Regions from separate parts of the Homo sapiens genome. Here region 2 is linked to region 1. The links are chromatin loops, found by intact Hi-C in ENCODE. Cell type or tissue: PC-3. All regions are shown on one strand.

What was found. Peaks named below come from ENCODE experiments on the same cell type or tissue, not always from the same donor. Only the 100,000 strongest peaks of a DNase experiment are listed, where the experiment ranks them.
Region 2: a loop joins it to region 1, with 2.7 times the contacts of the local background. A loop is called at or near these places in 8 of 110 quality-filtered maps.

The regions. Positions count from the first base shown.
Region 1 is chr11:76,509,803-76,517,802 of GRCh38, forward strand. It overlaps EMSY (EMSY transcriptional repressor, BRCA2 interacting), which reads left to right. Exons shown (of 22, transcript NM_001300942.2): 11 at 3,584-3,733; 12 at 6,340-6,510. Among named protein-coding and RNA genes, the nearest start is that of EMSY, 69 kb to the left of the region's middle. In PC-3, a CTCF peak has its summit at 3,514; no DNase peak of the experiment used is centred here.
Region 2 is chr11:76,366,966-76,374,965 of GRCh38, forward strand. The region is part of intron 1 of THAP12 (THAP domain containing 12); the gene reads right to left. Among named protein-coding and RNA genes, the nearest start is that of THAP12, 10 kb to the right of the region's middle. RefSeq lists a silencer at 4,368-4,477. In PC-3, no CTCF peak of the experiment used is centred here; a DNase peak (open chromatin) is centred at 4,396; H3K27ac peaks cover 712 bases.

The DNA.
Region 1 (8,000 bases):
AAGGGAGAACTAGACAGAGGACAAGGAAAGAGGACAAGTTATTCACTCTAACTTTTTATACTGGTCAGTTTTTAATGAATGCTTTCTCTATTCAAAAAAATAAAATATAGACCAGGTGCAGTGGCTCATGCCTATAATCTCAGTGCTTTGGGATTCTGAGATGGGAGAATTGCTTTAGCTCAGGAGTTCAAGGTTACAGTCATCATGCCACCGCACTTCAGCCTGGGTGACAGAACAAGACGCTGTCTCTAATAAAAAAATTAATAAACTGGCTGTGTTTGGTGGCTCATGCCTGTAATCCCAGATCTTTGGGAGGCCAAGGCAGGGGGACTGCTTGAAGCCAGAGTTCAAGATCACCCTGGACTATAAAGCAAGACCCTATCTCTACAAAAATAGTAAAATTAGCTGAGTGTGGTGGCATATGCTTGTATTCCCAGCTACTCTGAAGGTTGGGGCAAGAGGATTGCTTGAGCCTAGAAGATCAAGGCAGTGAGCCATGATCACACCATTGCACTCTACCTTGGGTGACACAGCAAGACCTTGCCTAAAATTAATTAATATAGTATAATGTAATAATTGATTCACAAATAAAAATGCCATTGATACAGACCTTAGAAACTGGAACCTTGCAGAAATAGGAAGTATCTAGGGTGGGGTAAGTGACAGACTTCTCTGACAGACCCCTGCTTTACGCACTGAGTGCTCACAGAGTCGGGGTAAGGGGTTGGGGAGCAGCCAAAGGTCCTCACAGTTTGCCTCGCTTGGTGGTGGAGTCACTGCCTCACAAGCCAGGGCAAGGGCTATCAGTACTTCAGTATACTCAGTGGTACTGTGCCCAAGGTAGAGCTTTGTCCACAAACTGGGGGCTGGGCAGAATAAGAGAGCTCTCACATCCATACTGCTCTTGCCCAGAACTTAGCCTTAGTAGTAGGTAGCTGAGTGCAGGATGATATAATCTGAAGTCTGGTTTCTCCTGAGAAGAAAACCTTTCAACTGGGAGCTGGCAGAGAAGGAATCCCGAGTTCTTCTTCACTGCAGCCATCTGGAATGGAATGTACCCCTTGCTGAGCTAGTAGTGGGGAAGGAGGAAATGCTCTTGGTTTAAATACCACAGATTTTGCCTTTCTCAATGAATTTTTTGAGATTTTATTGAGTAGATGTTTTTTCATTTATTATTTGCCCTTGGCACGATTTCTGGACCCTTTCAATGGTGGTTTTATAATTTTTACCAGCTTCACTGGGTTAGGGGGCCAGCAGAGCCGATGCCGCCGTGCCAGATATCAATATTTGGAATGGCTTTAAGTACATTGGAATTACTTTCTTTTTAAGAGACTGTAGAATTCTCCAATGCAACTATCTGAGCCTGCTACTTTTTGGCAAAGGGGTACAGCTCCTGAAATTTTTATCTGTGGAAATTTGTCTATTTACATTTTTTCTCTTTTCTGGGGTCAATATTGATAAGTAATAACTTCCTAGAAAATTACCTATTTGATCCAGATTTTAAACTTATTTGCATATAATTGAGCAAAGTCATTTTAAGATTATCTTAATTTTTTCTCTGTGTGCTTATTTCTTTAGAAGCTCCTTTTTATATGTGCTTTAAGAATTACTTAATTGTGGTCGGGTCTGGTGGCTCACACCTGTAATCCCTTTGGGAGGCCAAGGCTGGTGGGTCCCTTGAGGTCAGGAGTTCAAAACCAGCCTGGCCAACATGGTGAAACCCTGTCTCTGCTAAAAATACAAAAAAATTAGCCGGGCATGATGACAGGCCCCTGTAATCCCACCTACTCGGGAGGCTGAGGCAGGAGAATCACTTAAACCCAGGAGGTGGAGGTTGCAGTGAGCTGAGATTGCACCACTGTACTCCAGCCTGGAGACAGAGTGAGACTCCATCTCAAAATAATAATAATAATAAAATAATAATAACTGTAATTCACTAATGAAATAAATACTAGAAATTATTCCCCCCACAAACCTCAGTGCTTAAGATTTATTATAATCAGAATCTTAAAATTTCCATAATAATTACTGAATTTTTACTGTTCATTATGAACTTTACAGTTGTGATTTATTTAATCTTAACAACAGCCTTATGAGGTATATACTAATAGAATCATTATTTTATGGATGAGGAGACTGAGTCACAGAGATTATGTAGCCTGTCTAATTATATACTTAGATGTCATAATTTTAACAACTTTGTTGGCTACAAGAAATTTAAAATTATGTAAGGCTATTAAATAAATAGATCTGTTTGCTTCCTAATGTCTTAACCTAAATCACCATCTCAAAAAGTAATATAATTCTTAGTTGTCTATAACAACATATTTTAACTCATGAATTATTTCAGTGAAGATAGTAGTGGGGAAAGAGTGTTACCAAAAATTTCCTTCCTTAGCTACCAATTTAAATTTATAGTTGGCATAGGAAATTTTATTTTAACCCTTTTCTCATTTACCCCGAGAATACTTGCTGGTGGTGCTTGCAGCTGTAGCATTTACCCCAAGATAACTTTGCCAGGAAATATCTTGCTTTGATTATTATTTTTGCATTGCTCTAGTATATTGACTTTGGAAACAAAAGACATTATTCTATTTATAGCATTCTGTTTTTAGTAGTGGTATTTCCGTTTACAAAATATAGTAATTCTCAATTGCTGAAAATGTCAAATCCTAGAAGCTAGCATTCCTATGTGTGATGTTAACATAGTTCTCAAAAACAGTTTTTATATTTTATTTTCACATTGAAAATCACTCAGATTTGTTTCAGCCTCAAAGAGCATGTTTATATAAAATTAAATGAATGCAGGCAGCAAGCTACACTTTTTTTTTTTCTAAATGGGAAAAGGGTTAAAAGAATGTTTACATTTGGAAAGTCAATGTAACAATTATGGCATTATAAAGAAAAATTTAGAAAATGTAAAAAAAAAAAAAACCATAAATCACCACCCTAGCACTTTAGTTTTATTTTTGCCTATCACCTTCAAGTTCTTGTCCACACACATTTTTTTGTGTAGGTAGAATAATAATGTATCTTTTTTTGTATCCTGTATTTGACAAAGTGAGCTATTAAAAATTATTTTAAAAGAAGGCAGTTAAAAAATTCAAACAAAAAATGTTCTTTGTCTTTATAATTTTCAACAGCTTTTATGTAAGTTTAAGGAGTTGTGTGAATATTTTGGCGAAGTTGGGGATACATAAAAGCACATTACCTTTTGTTTCTGACCTCTTATGCTAGTCCTTTCATCCTAAGTATTTGTATGGAAAGGATTATTTGCCTGTAAAGTCAAGTCCAGTGGATAATTTGGTTTGAAAGCTCTTGTATAACACAATCATAGACAAAAGATTTGTTTTTCTTTATGAAGTTTGTTAATGCAATGTTTTAGTTGCATTTCTGAAATGAGAAATAAACTAAGAAAGATAGGAATTTGAGGAATAAAAGTTTAGAGTTTCATCAGTATTAAAAAAAACTTCTCTTTAGACAAGACTGAGTAAATGTGTGTGACTACTGCCCTCTTGGGTTGGTATAAGGGACATGTATTTAAAAATAATTTGTGCTGAGATTTATCTTTCTTCTTTCAAAGGTGTTAAAATCATCACACAACAGGTTCAACCAAGTAAAATCTTACCCAAACCAGTGACAGCAACTCTACCCACCAGTAGCAATTCCCCTATTATGGTGGTTAGCAGTAATGGTGCAATTATGACAACTAAACTGGTAACCACTCCTACTGGTAAGTTCTCTTGAGCATCAGTTCATTTATTCATCATACATTCATCAAACAGTTTCTCTGTACCAGCAATATGCTTGACACTTGGGATATAGAGATTAATGGGACAGTTTTTCAAAGAGGCCTTTCTTGATTCTCACACCCCTACTGACTGCCCTGACGTTAACTTTCTTTTGTTATTCTTTCTAATGATCCTTTGTTCTTTTCCTTTATAGCACTTCCCATAATTTCTTAGGTATCTAGTTGTATATTGATTTGTTTGATATTGTTCCTTTTATTGGACCATAAGCTCTGTGAGCGTAAGGGACCATATCCTTTTTATTTACCACATATATAGAGCTAGTCTGTAAGTAGGTGCTCAGTCAGGATTTGCTGAATGAATTAAAACAGTCCCAACCCACAAGGATTTCACTCTGATGAAGTTGAGAAGAGTATATGTTACATTACAGTTTAGTAAGCGTTACTGAGACTGAGGGAAGCACAGAATGGTATTGTGCCCTGATAGGCAAGCAACCAGCATATGCTGGAGGAAGTGACAGTGTTGAACATTTTGGATAGTAACACTATCTAAAATGTGACCTTGAGCAGATTACTTAATCTCTCTAAATGTTTTTCTTTGTTTATTTGTTTTTGTTTTTTTCCTTGTTTATTTAAATGGGATAATAATACCTATGCCATAACGTTATTATAAGTACTAAATGAAATCAGGTATGTAGAAAGTCCCCGGCATAGTGCTCAATAGTTGTCACTATTAATATTATAATTAGCCATTACCGTTATTTTAAATGTATGACTCTTTAACCAAACTTTTTGAGGATGGCTAGTATTTAGATGACAGAATTTAAATAGTGTAAAATGATACCTGTCTCAAGCTTATAAGCTGTCATTTATTGGCCAGTGTGTAAAGGTCATTACAGACATTGCACTTCATATCCTTTAGGCTTTATTATCTCCATTTTCAGCAACTTCCCCAAGGTCATGTAGCCAAAAAGAGGCAGAACTGGGGATTGAACCAGTTTGACTCCAAAACCTGTGCTTTCTTTTGTTTTTTAAATTGCAGTAAAATATATATAACATGAAATTTACCATTTTCAAATATATAGTTCATTGGCCTTAAGTACATTCACATTGTTGTATAACCATCAACACCATCTATCTCCAAAACGTTTTCATCTTCCGAAACTGAAACTCTGTGTTCATTCAACAATAATGCTTCATTTCCCCACTTTCTGAAGTCCCTGGCATCACCATTCTACCTTCTGTCTCTATGCAAAGCCTGTGCTTTTAAACACTATTATTCTTTAGTATTTTTATCATACTTCCCCTAAACTTTTCTAAATAGATAACAGTGTTATGCATATATGATTCTTCATGTTATGGAAAAGTAGTGAAGAATAATATTTTGTCTATTTATGTGTCTGTGTTATAATAAGTGTTTCTTTTTTTAACAAAAACTTAATTTGAAATTTTTCCAGATGTAATTTGCCAAATTCAAACTATGTATCCATATAGCATATTTACTTTGCACTAGTTTTGTGGGTTTTTTTTTTTTTTCATTCAGATGTATGCTTATAACCAATATAAACTAATTCTACTTATTGTTCCTCCCGTTCTCCCTTTTTGGGTAATGGTTGTATTTTTCAAAGGTGAATAACTTGGTAAAAGCATTTTTTTGGGGGGGGGGAGGAGGCGAGTATTGAAAATGGCTATCAAAGTGGTCCGTGAATTTGATTATCATGAAAGATTTCTTCAAGTGAAGATGATGTTATCTTAGTCATTTTTTTTTCATTCTCCCTAAGGCTATTGATGCTTAATTTAGGAATAGCCTTTCTGAGTTACTGGATTTGTAAGAAACTACAACAGACTCATGTAGTTAGCTTTTAATTCCTGTTTGGAGAAAAGAAAAAAGTGTTAGAAATAGTGGGGAAGGGTATAAAATCTTTTGAGACACATGAAGAAAAATAGTCTAACAGGTCTAAAGTTGAGGAAATAGGTAAATAGAGAAAATTTTAGGCTAAAGAGAAATATTCCTGGCAACTCTAGGCAGCTTTAACTTTAATCTTTACTAAAATGATAGAATAACCAACCCTTTAAAGGTGGACGTATATTTAGAGGGTAGCAGAGTACAAAGCAATGAAAGTTTGTAAAACTTTAGGCAAACAATACTGCCTTATTTGCTCAATGCCAACATTGGGTTTGGCACTAAGACAGCATAAAACAGATGCAGAGACCTTAAAATCTATGACAGAAATATCTAAAATACTCTGGCAGGAAAGATGATTAAATTTGTTTCTTTTGGCATAAAACTAGTAGAAGAAGGGTAGTGGAAGAAGGGAACAGAGTTAACTCTACTTTTTCTTGGGTTAGTAATTTGATGCAACACATCACAAAATTTTATGTGTAAAATTAATTTAAATTGACTTGGCTGTAGTACTTGCTATATGTGTTGAAAACTGGCTGTAAAATTATAAATTAATGTCTTGACACCTTGAAATTCCATTTTCAAGTTATAGCAATGTAGATTATATGGAATTACAGTTAAACTGTATTAATTATCATTCTTCTGTAAGCAATGACAAGTTTTTCTTTTGGCTTTTCCCTTTCTGTAGGCACACAAGCAACCTATACCCGGCCAACAGTGAGCCCATCCATTGGTCGGATGGCTGCAACCCCTGGAGCTGCAACCTATGTGAAAACTACGAGTGGTAGCATCATTACAGTAGTACCCAAATCATTAGCTACCTTGGGGGGCAAGATAATTAGCAGTAATATAGTTTCTGGTAGGTATATCTGAAATATGTTAAAGGTATAGGTGGCCTTCATTGAGAGGAAAAAAAAAACTTACTTCATTGAAGGATTATATTTGATCTCAATTTTTTGCTTAGAAATCTAAAGCTTTGTTTTAGTCCTTATGTTTCATGATTAAATAAAGTTTTTAGTTTTAATATTCAATATTCACATATAAAGCTTTTGATAGTTTTAAAATGGAAAGAACCTTTAGTTGCTTTTAGTCAGAGTGGAAAGATTATAGTTTAAATTTGCATAGAGATTTTTCATTTGCAAAGTATCCTTCTATTTGTCAACCTATTCAGACCCCATAACAACTCTGAGGTGGTTGCTATTGTGCTGAATTTACAAATGAAGATAGATTTGGCTTTAGAGAGATCAAATTGACCTGTCCAAGACCAATTAGAGTTAGAAAGTGGAAGAACTCTTATTTGTTCTGAATATGTTTTAGGGAACATATCTCATAATTTCAATTACTGATGTCACTTTAGTTTATTAAAAATAAAAATATTTGAATACTTTATTTGCCTTTTGCCATTTATATTAACTTTGCTTTTCAGAAATATTTTACTTTAATAGTGAAAGCCAACCATCTGCCTATTTATTGGTATATTGAAACCATACCTGGTTTTTATTGGCTCATTAATCTCTGCAGTTCTTGGGTTGTGGACCCTAATGTGGAATGTTAAAATGGCATCTGTTTTCATCGATTATTATTTTTAATTAAAATGATGTAAATAATCCCAGATTAAGCAAGACTGTAGACTTTAATTATCTACCATTTTTGTAGACAAGTCATATTTTGTATGCCCCAGGTGAGTTGTTCTAACATTTTAAAGTCAAGGGATTGAAGTTCCTGGCAGTAATTTGATGTTGCTGATAACTCAGGGAGTGAAAAAAAAAGCAAAGCAGAGCATGATATTGGCATAAAGTGTTATATTTAAAGATGTTAATTTTGGCTCTACTTTTAAGTGTAAGTGAGAAAATCCGATGTTTGCCAGACTGAGGAGGGTGAAACCAGTAGGGAAAGAATCATTGTACTCCAGCTTTTAAGAGGATACTTTAAATAACACAGTTAAAACTTAAATTGTAATTTATTACTTGACAATATCTTTACATAGTATAAAGCACTTACTCAGTTAAACATTTGTCAAAAAGGGATCTTATATTTCATTGGTAGGTAGTTTTTTATGACCTTAAGGATTTTTCTTTACTTATACATGAATTTATAGTTTCATATAGCTTGAAGGAATGTTTGGATGTCATGAGTCCTCTATTTTCAGACCTAATGCATAATGTAGCTGCTTTGTACCTGGTTAGAGCAATACAAGCAAGCACATTTTCCTAAAAGCAGAGATGTCATTTGAAATTTATATATCTTATACATGTATAATGTGTTATCCATCTTTGTATTGAATTATAAAACCATTCATGTTAGTTGCTACTTCAAGTGCATGAGTGTACATGAGTAGAGACTTTTCCA
Region 2 (8,000 bases), 140 kb before region 1:
AGTCCTTTCCAAAGATGGGTACTATTAATATCCCCCTTGTGCAGATGAAGGCACAGAAATATTAAGTAACTTGCTAAAGTCACAACTAGATCTTTCCTCAAATTTCTTTTCTTTTCTTTTTTTTTTTTGAGACAGAGTTTTGCTCTTGTTGCCCAGGTTGGAGTGCAATGCCATGATCTTGGCTCACTGCAACCTCTGCTTCCCGGGTTCAAGCGATTCTCCTGTCTCAGCCTCCCAAGTAGCTAGGATTACAGGCATGCGTTACCACGCCTGGCTAATTTTGTATTTTTAGTAGAGACTGGGTTTCTCCATGTTGGTCAGGCTGGTCTCGAACTCCCGACCTCAGGTGATCTGCCCGCCTCGGCCTCCCAAAGTGCTGGGATTACAGGCGTGAGCCACCGCGCCCGGCCCATTCCTCAAATTTCTAAGAATAAAAGTTCTGCCGTGGATAAACAGTATCACAAATTATTTTTTTGAGATGGTGTCTTGCTCTTTAGCCCAGGGTGGAGTGCAGTGGTGTGATCTCAGCTCACTGCAACCTCTGCCTCCCAGGTTCAAGCAATTCTCCTGCCTCAGCCACCCAAGGAGCTGAGATTATAGGCGTGCACCACGACACTCAGCTAAGTTTTGTATTTATAGTACAGATGGGGTTTCAGCACGTTGGCTAGCTTGGTCTCGAACTCCAGATCGCAGGTGATCTGCCCACCTTGGCCTCCCAAAGTGCTAGGATTACAGGCGCGAGCCACTGCGCCCGGCCCAACATATTCCTTTATAATTAAATCACAGTATTTTTTTTTTATGTTTTAACACTATTGTCCACCTCCCCCCAACATACATGCCCCTGACACTTAATTCTCTCTACTCTAAAAATGTCAAATCAAGGTAAAATGCTATGATTTTTAAAAAACTACACCTAAATTGTACAGCATTTCATTTGACCAACAAGTATTACTGCTCACAGTAACGATGCCTAAGATGTTCACAATTTAATCACACTTTTACACAGTTGTACATTATGATTATAAACATTTCATGTTTCAAAATCCAAATATTAAGTATAAAAACGATCTCACTATAAAATAATTTGCCATACTGCTACAGTTGTTTGTTTTTTAAATTCTTAAATCTCTGGAGACCTTCCACACAGAGCAATACTGTACATATTACCTCCGAACTAAGTTGAAACAGCTTTCTGATATCAACAGCAACTCTTATTCAGACAATCAAGAACAGAATGGGCATCAGGCAGAGAGCCTAATCAAATACACCTGACTTTCTATATGAACTACTTAAGAATAAATCTAGTGAAAGAAGTGCAAGACCTCTAATAATCTTTTTAAAGCAAACTTAAATAAATACACAAGTTTATGAACTGGCACACTAAATTCCAAAGATGTCAATTCTCCCCAAACCCATTTACTAATTCAATATAATCACAAGCCCAGTAAGTTTGTGAGAGAGAGCAAGAGAAAGAAATGACAAATTATTCTAAAACTTTTTATACACAACATTAAAGAACCAGGGATAACCAAGATAATCTTGAGAGAGAGAGAGGAAAAAGGAGGTTGAAAGAATTACACTACCAGATATTAAGACTTACTGTAAAGCTTATTAAGACAAGTACTGGCAGAAGGACAGAACAGTGAAACAAAATAGAGCACTGCAGATACTTAAAGGTAGCTCTGAACAGCAGCAAATATGGATTTTTCTTTTCCAATAAATAGGGCCGAGTCAGCTGAATATCTACATGAAAAAAATAAATCTTAACTCCTACTTGTACACCATACACAAAAATAAGTTCCAAGTGATTGGAGATCTAAATATGAAAGGTAAAACAATAAAGCCACTAAAAGATAACACAGGAGATTATCTTCATGACCTTGGAATAAAGATCTCTTAAGGCAACAGCACAAATGCTAGAGGAAAAGATATATAAATTAGGCTACTTTAAAGTTAATAACTTTTCTTCATTAAAAGAAGCCATTTAAGAGTGAAATGGCAGACCACAAAATGTCAGATATTTGCAATACATATATCTAACAATGGACTCACATTCAAAATATATATGAAGAACTCCTACAAATAAATAACCCAACATAAAAATAGGCAAGGGGCCTTGAACAGGCACTTTATAATAAAAAGGTTATAAAAATGGCAATACATAGATGAAAAAAAAATGCTCGATCTCATTTGCCATCAGGGAAATGCTAATTAAAGCCAAAACAAATTACTACATACCCACAAGAATGACTACAATGTAAAAGAGGTAATACCAAATATTGGGGAGAAGGTGAAGTAACTTTGCCCATCAACAGCAGGATGGATAAATTGTGGTATATTCATTCAATGGAATACTACTTGGCTATGAAATGAACAAACTATCTACAATCTCACAAACGTAATGTTAAGCAGAAGAAGCCAGGAGTACATACTACATGATTCCTTTGATATGAAATTCTAGAACAGGCAAAACTCATTCATAGTGATTGTTCAGAAAAAGAGTTAACACAGCAGACCTCAGGCTGCTGTCCTTAGAAAGGCCTGTTTGTTAAGGACCTTGGGCTGGTATCCGGGAACTTGGTTGGTAAACAGTTCCATACACAGAAATAAAATTTTTCCTAACTGATAATGCAGCTCAATGTGCCTAGACTGCTTGTGCAAACAAGCACACCTGCTGAACACCTGCCATCCCTTCTGGGAATTTGGAATTTTATTATATGCCAGGCAGAGGCTGCCTATGTGATCAGGACCCAGTAAAAACCTCGGACACTACGTCTCTAACGGTCTTCTCTCCACAGAAACACGGCACGTGTTGCCACATTTCCACCACTGGGGAAAAACGGGCTCTGGGTGACCCCCTCATGGGAAAGACGGAGCATAGGGAAGCCTATACATGGATTCCTTCAGACTGTGCCTGTCTTTTTCCCTCATGATCCAGATGTGTATCCTTACTACAATGCAATAAATCTTCACTGTGAGTACAACCATATACTGAGTCCTGCAAGCCCTTCTAGTGAATCTTTAAATATGGGGTGGTCTGGCTCCGCCTCAACACAGTGATGGAATAGCAGATACATTTGGGGAGGGTAACAACTGGGAGTGGGCACAAAAGAGGCTACTGAGGTGCTGCTAATGTTCTATATCTCAAACAATAATAAAGCTTCCATTCATTCTCCCTCTTCCCCCCAAAACCTAACTAATCCAAGGTATGTGAAGTCACAGTGGCTACCACTGGGGAGAATGGGATAATGGCTGGGAGAACCATGAAGCAGAGGAAGTTTGGGACGCTAGTGATACTCTATTTTTTAAAAATCCCGGTGAAATTTTCATGGATATGTTACTCTGAAAATCCAACATGATGTACAGTTATCATTTGTGATCTTCTGTGCATATGTTTTTTGGGGTTTTTTTTTGAGAGAGAGGATCTCACTCTGTTGCACAGGCTGGAGTGCAGTGGTGCAATCTCGGCTCACTGCAGCCTCCATCTCCTGGGTTCAAGCGATTCTCCCACCTCAGTCTCCCATGTAGCTGGGACTACAGGCACACGCCACCATGCCTGGCTAACTTTTTGTATTTTTTGTAGAGACGGGGTTTCACCATGTTCCCCAGGTTAGTCTGAAACGCCTGGGTGAAGTGATCGTCCTGCCTCGGCCTCCCAAGGTGCTAGGATTACAGGCATGAGCCACCGCACGTAGCTCTTCTATGTATACGTTTTTACATGAATAAAATTATAAAAATTATATATGACCGGGAGGCTGAGGTAGGAGAATCACTTGAATCCGGGAGGTGGAGGTTGCAGTAGGCCAAGATCGCACCACTGCACTCCAGCCTGGCAAGAGAGCGAGACTCCGTCTCAAAAAAAAAGAAAAAAAAAAAAAATATATATATATATGACCACAATAAGTGTTTTCACATGTGTATTCATATGTGTATTATGAATATGTATATATATTTATATACATACATACCCACTTACATACTCGTCTCAAATTTTTACCAATGCCTCCCCTTTCCCAGCTCTCCCTGTCATTGTTCTGTTCCCTGTACTCCAGATTTTGTAGACTTTTCCCTTAGCACAGTGGAATGACTCCCCAAATCCATCTGCTTCTCTCCATCAATAACACCCTGGTCCAAGCTACCATAATTTTTTACCTGGTCTACTAGTATCTCTTCCAAACTGGTCATCTGCCCTTCTCTAACCCCTTCTCCGTGCTGCAGAGCATTTTTTAAAGCCAATTTGAGAATGTCTCTCCCATGCTTAAGCTTTTAGTGGCTTCTCATTACTCTCAGGATAAACAACTGTGTTCACTTCTATCCTGGGGCCTTCCCTGCGCTGTTTACTCAGCCTACTACACTCTTCTTGCTGCTTTTTATACACTTCCTATGCACAGTTAACTATGACTCAGCCTTCAGATCTTAGCGCAAATGTCATTTCTTGAGGGAAAGTTTTCCTGACTCACATGTGTACATATATGTGGGTGTATGTGTATGAATATGTATGCACACAGAAAACTCCAGGCATTTAAGACTTTCCACCTCTCCATGTATAATATCTCAACTCCCTACATTTATCTTACTATATTATTCCCACAGTGTAAACATGCCCTAATGTCTCCCATCTTTAAAACTCTCTTAATCCTGATCCTCTTTATAGCAAAACTTGTTAAAGCATCCATTTGGACTGCATCCACTTATCTTGTTGTACTGTCTCCTTAATCAATGCCAAGGAGGCTCCTACTCTATCCCTTTTCCACTGAAACTGCTCAAGAAAATTACTAACGACCCTATCCTGCCAAATCCAACGGTCACTTTCCTGTACAGATTTTATTTCATTTTTAACTTTTCTTTTTTTTTTTTTTTTTTTTTGGTGGAGTCTTGCTCTTGTCGCTCAGGCTGGAGTGCAGTGGCACAATCTTGGCTCCCTGCAACCTCTGCCTCCTGGGTTCAAGCTACTCTACTGCCTCAGCCTCCTGAGTAGCTGGGATTACAGGCACCCCCCACCATGCCCGGTTAATTTTTGTACTTTTAGTAGAGATGGGGTTTCGCTATGTTGGCCAGGCTGGTCTCGAACCCCTGACCAGGTGATCCACCCGCCTCGGCCTCCCAAAGTGCTGGGATTACAGGCGTGAGCCATCGTGCCTGGCCTATCTTTTATTTCATTTTTAAAGTAATGAGAAGAGGTGTCATTATGTTGCCCAGGTGGGTCTCAAACTCCCGGGCTCAAGCGATCCTCCCGCCTAAACCTCACAAAGTGCTGGGATTACAGGCGTGAGCCACTGCGTGCAGCCACTTTCTGTACACACCTTAAACACCTTCAGCACTAGTCAACCATCACTGATTACTTCTTTGTTTTGTTTTTGATGTTTTTCCCTCATTGGTTTCTTACTAATGCAGCATTTCTAAAAGTGTATTCCAAGGAATCCTGTTCAAAGAATTGCTTCTAAAAAAAAAAAAGAGAGAGAGAGACAGGGCCTCAATCTGTCGCCCAGGCTGTAGCACACTGGTGCAATCATAGCTCATTCTAAGTTCAAACTCCTGGGTTTAAGCCATCCTCCTGCCTCAGCCTCTCAAAGTGCTGGGATTACAGGCCTGAGTGACTATGCCCAGTCAGAACTGTTACATTTAAAAAAAAAAAAAAAAAAGGGACCGGGCATGGTGGCTCATAATACCAGCACTTTGAGAGGCCAAGGCAAGAGGATCACTTGAGGCTAGGAGTTCAAGACCAGCCTGGACAATATAGGGAGACCTTGTCTCTATAAAAAATTAAAAAATTAGTCAAGTGTGGTGGCGTGCGCCTATGGTCCCCAGCTACTTGGGAGGCAGAGATGGGAGGATTGTTTGAGCCTGGGAGATGGAGACTGCAGTGAGCAATGATTGTGCTCCTGCACTCCAGCCTGGGTGACAGAATAAGAACCTGTCTCCAAAAAAAAAACAGGGTTCCACGGTCAAAAAAGTTCGGGTAATACCTATTTTATCCTGTCCTACCTGCTCTTAAGGTTTTAGACATTTCTGCAGGGCCTTTAAAAAAGTTAGCTAACCTCTCTGTACCTACTTTGGTCATCTGTAAAGCAAGGACTACCTCAAAATTTACTGCAAGGGTAACATGAAATAATGTATATATAACAGAGAAGTATATAACAGAGCAGTGCCTGTCACAAAGAATACACTACGTAAGTACTGTTCCAGCCTGGGCAACATGGCGAAACCCTGTCTCTACAAAAAATATAAAAATTAGCCAGGCATGGTGGTATGTACCTGCAGTCCCAGCTACTTGGGAGGATAAGGCAGGAGAATTACTTGAGCGCAGGAGGCAGAGGTTGCAATGACTGGAGATCGTGTCATTGCACTTTAGCCTGGGTGACAGTGAGACACTGTCTCAAAAAAAAAAAAAAAAGGAAAAAGAAGTACTATTATTACAACTCACCCCATTGTTTGGAAGATTAAATGAGTTGATATGAAAGTACTTCAGGCTGGGCGTGGTGTCTCACATCTGCAATCCTAAGACTTTGGGAGGCTGAACAAGGGGGGAATGCTTCAGCTCAGGAGTCCAAGACCAGCCTGGGCAACATGGTGAGACCCTGTCTCTAAAAAAAATTTTTTTCAAAAATTAGCCGGGGGTTGTGATGGGCACCTATAGTCCCAGGTATTTGGGTGGCTGAGGCTGGAAGATTGCTTGAGCCCAGGTGGTTGAGGCTGCAGTGAGCCATGCTCCTGCCACTGCACTCCAGCCTGAGTGACAGAGTAAGACCCCTCAAAAAAAAAAAAAGTTTGAAATTTGCTGCTCACATTTTAGAGCAGCAATTCTCAAACTTCATAGTCCCAGGATTCCTTTGCACTATTACATTATTGAGGACTCCAAAGATCTTTTATGTGGATTTTACCTAACAACATTTATCAGAAAAATTTTAAAAATATTTATTAATTCATTAAAATACCAACCTTATGTTAACACAAATAACGTTTTAATAAAAAATTGCATTTTCCAAAACAAAAATATTTAGTGAGAAAAATGACACTTCTTCATTTTTGCAAATCTCTTTAACGTCCAGCTTAACAGAAGACAGCTAGATTCTCACATCTGCTTCTGTATTTAATCTATTGCTATATGTTGTTTTGGTTGAAATATATGAAGAAAATCTAGCCTCATAACGATATGCAGTTAAAAAGGTTATTACAATACTCCTCTTTTTTCCATATAATTGTGAATTCTCCACAAGTGGTAGTTTCTTCAAGATTAGTTGAAATGTGACATCTGAGACCAGACCAATGAGCTTTTTCATGCCCTAGTACATAAAAAATCCCATAGTCTATCTTGCACTTTTATCCATGTATGTCTCTGTAAAACCATAAATTGGTCATTTGGAAAATATTAGTTCAGTGAGTTATACATACCATATAAATGTTAATGCAATTCATTATACAAAAAAAAAAAAAAACACATCAGTATCATCAGTGATCTCACCAGAAAAGTCTTTAAGTATTAGAGAGCTGTCAAGCTCACAGTGGCACATAAATTTTCCAAAATTCTAATTTTCAACTTGAATGCTCAAATTATCAGTTGTTCTCCTTGAAGTGGCAGGCTTGTTTATTTCTGAGAAAATGTCTACTGAACACTCAGATCTGAATAATATTTAGAAAATTCTAGAAAACACAACACAAAATTTATCAAAGCAATGATGCCATCATGTTATGTAGCAACCCAAAAATTCCACTGTCCACTCCTGAGAGACCAAATATGAAAAATGCAAATAATATCAGTGTTATTATGAAAATAGTTCTGACATTGTGGACTCCCTGAAAGGATCTTGGGGATTGCTATGGTCTGAATGTCTGCATCCCCTCAAAATTCATATTGAAACAATCCCCAGTGCAGTGGTGTTGGGAGGTGGGGCATCTGGGAGATGACTTAGGTCATGACGGGGAAGCCTTATTTGCCCCTTCCGCCATGTGAGAACACAACAAGAAGGCACCATCTAAGAAGCCAAGAGTGAGCCCTCACC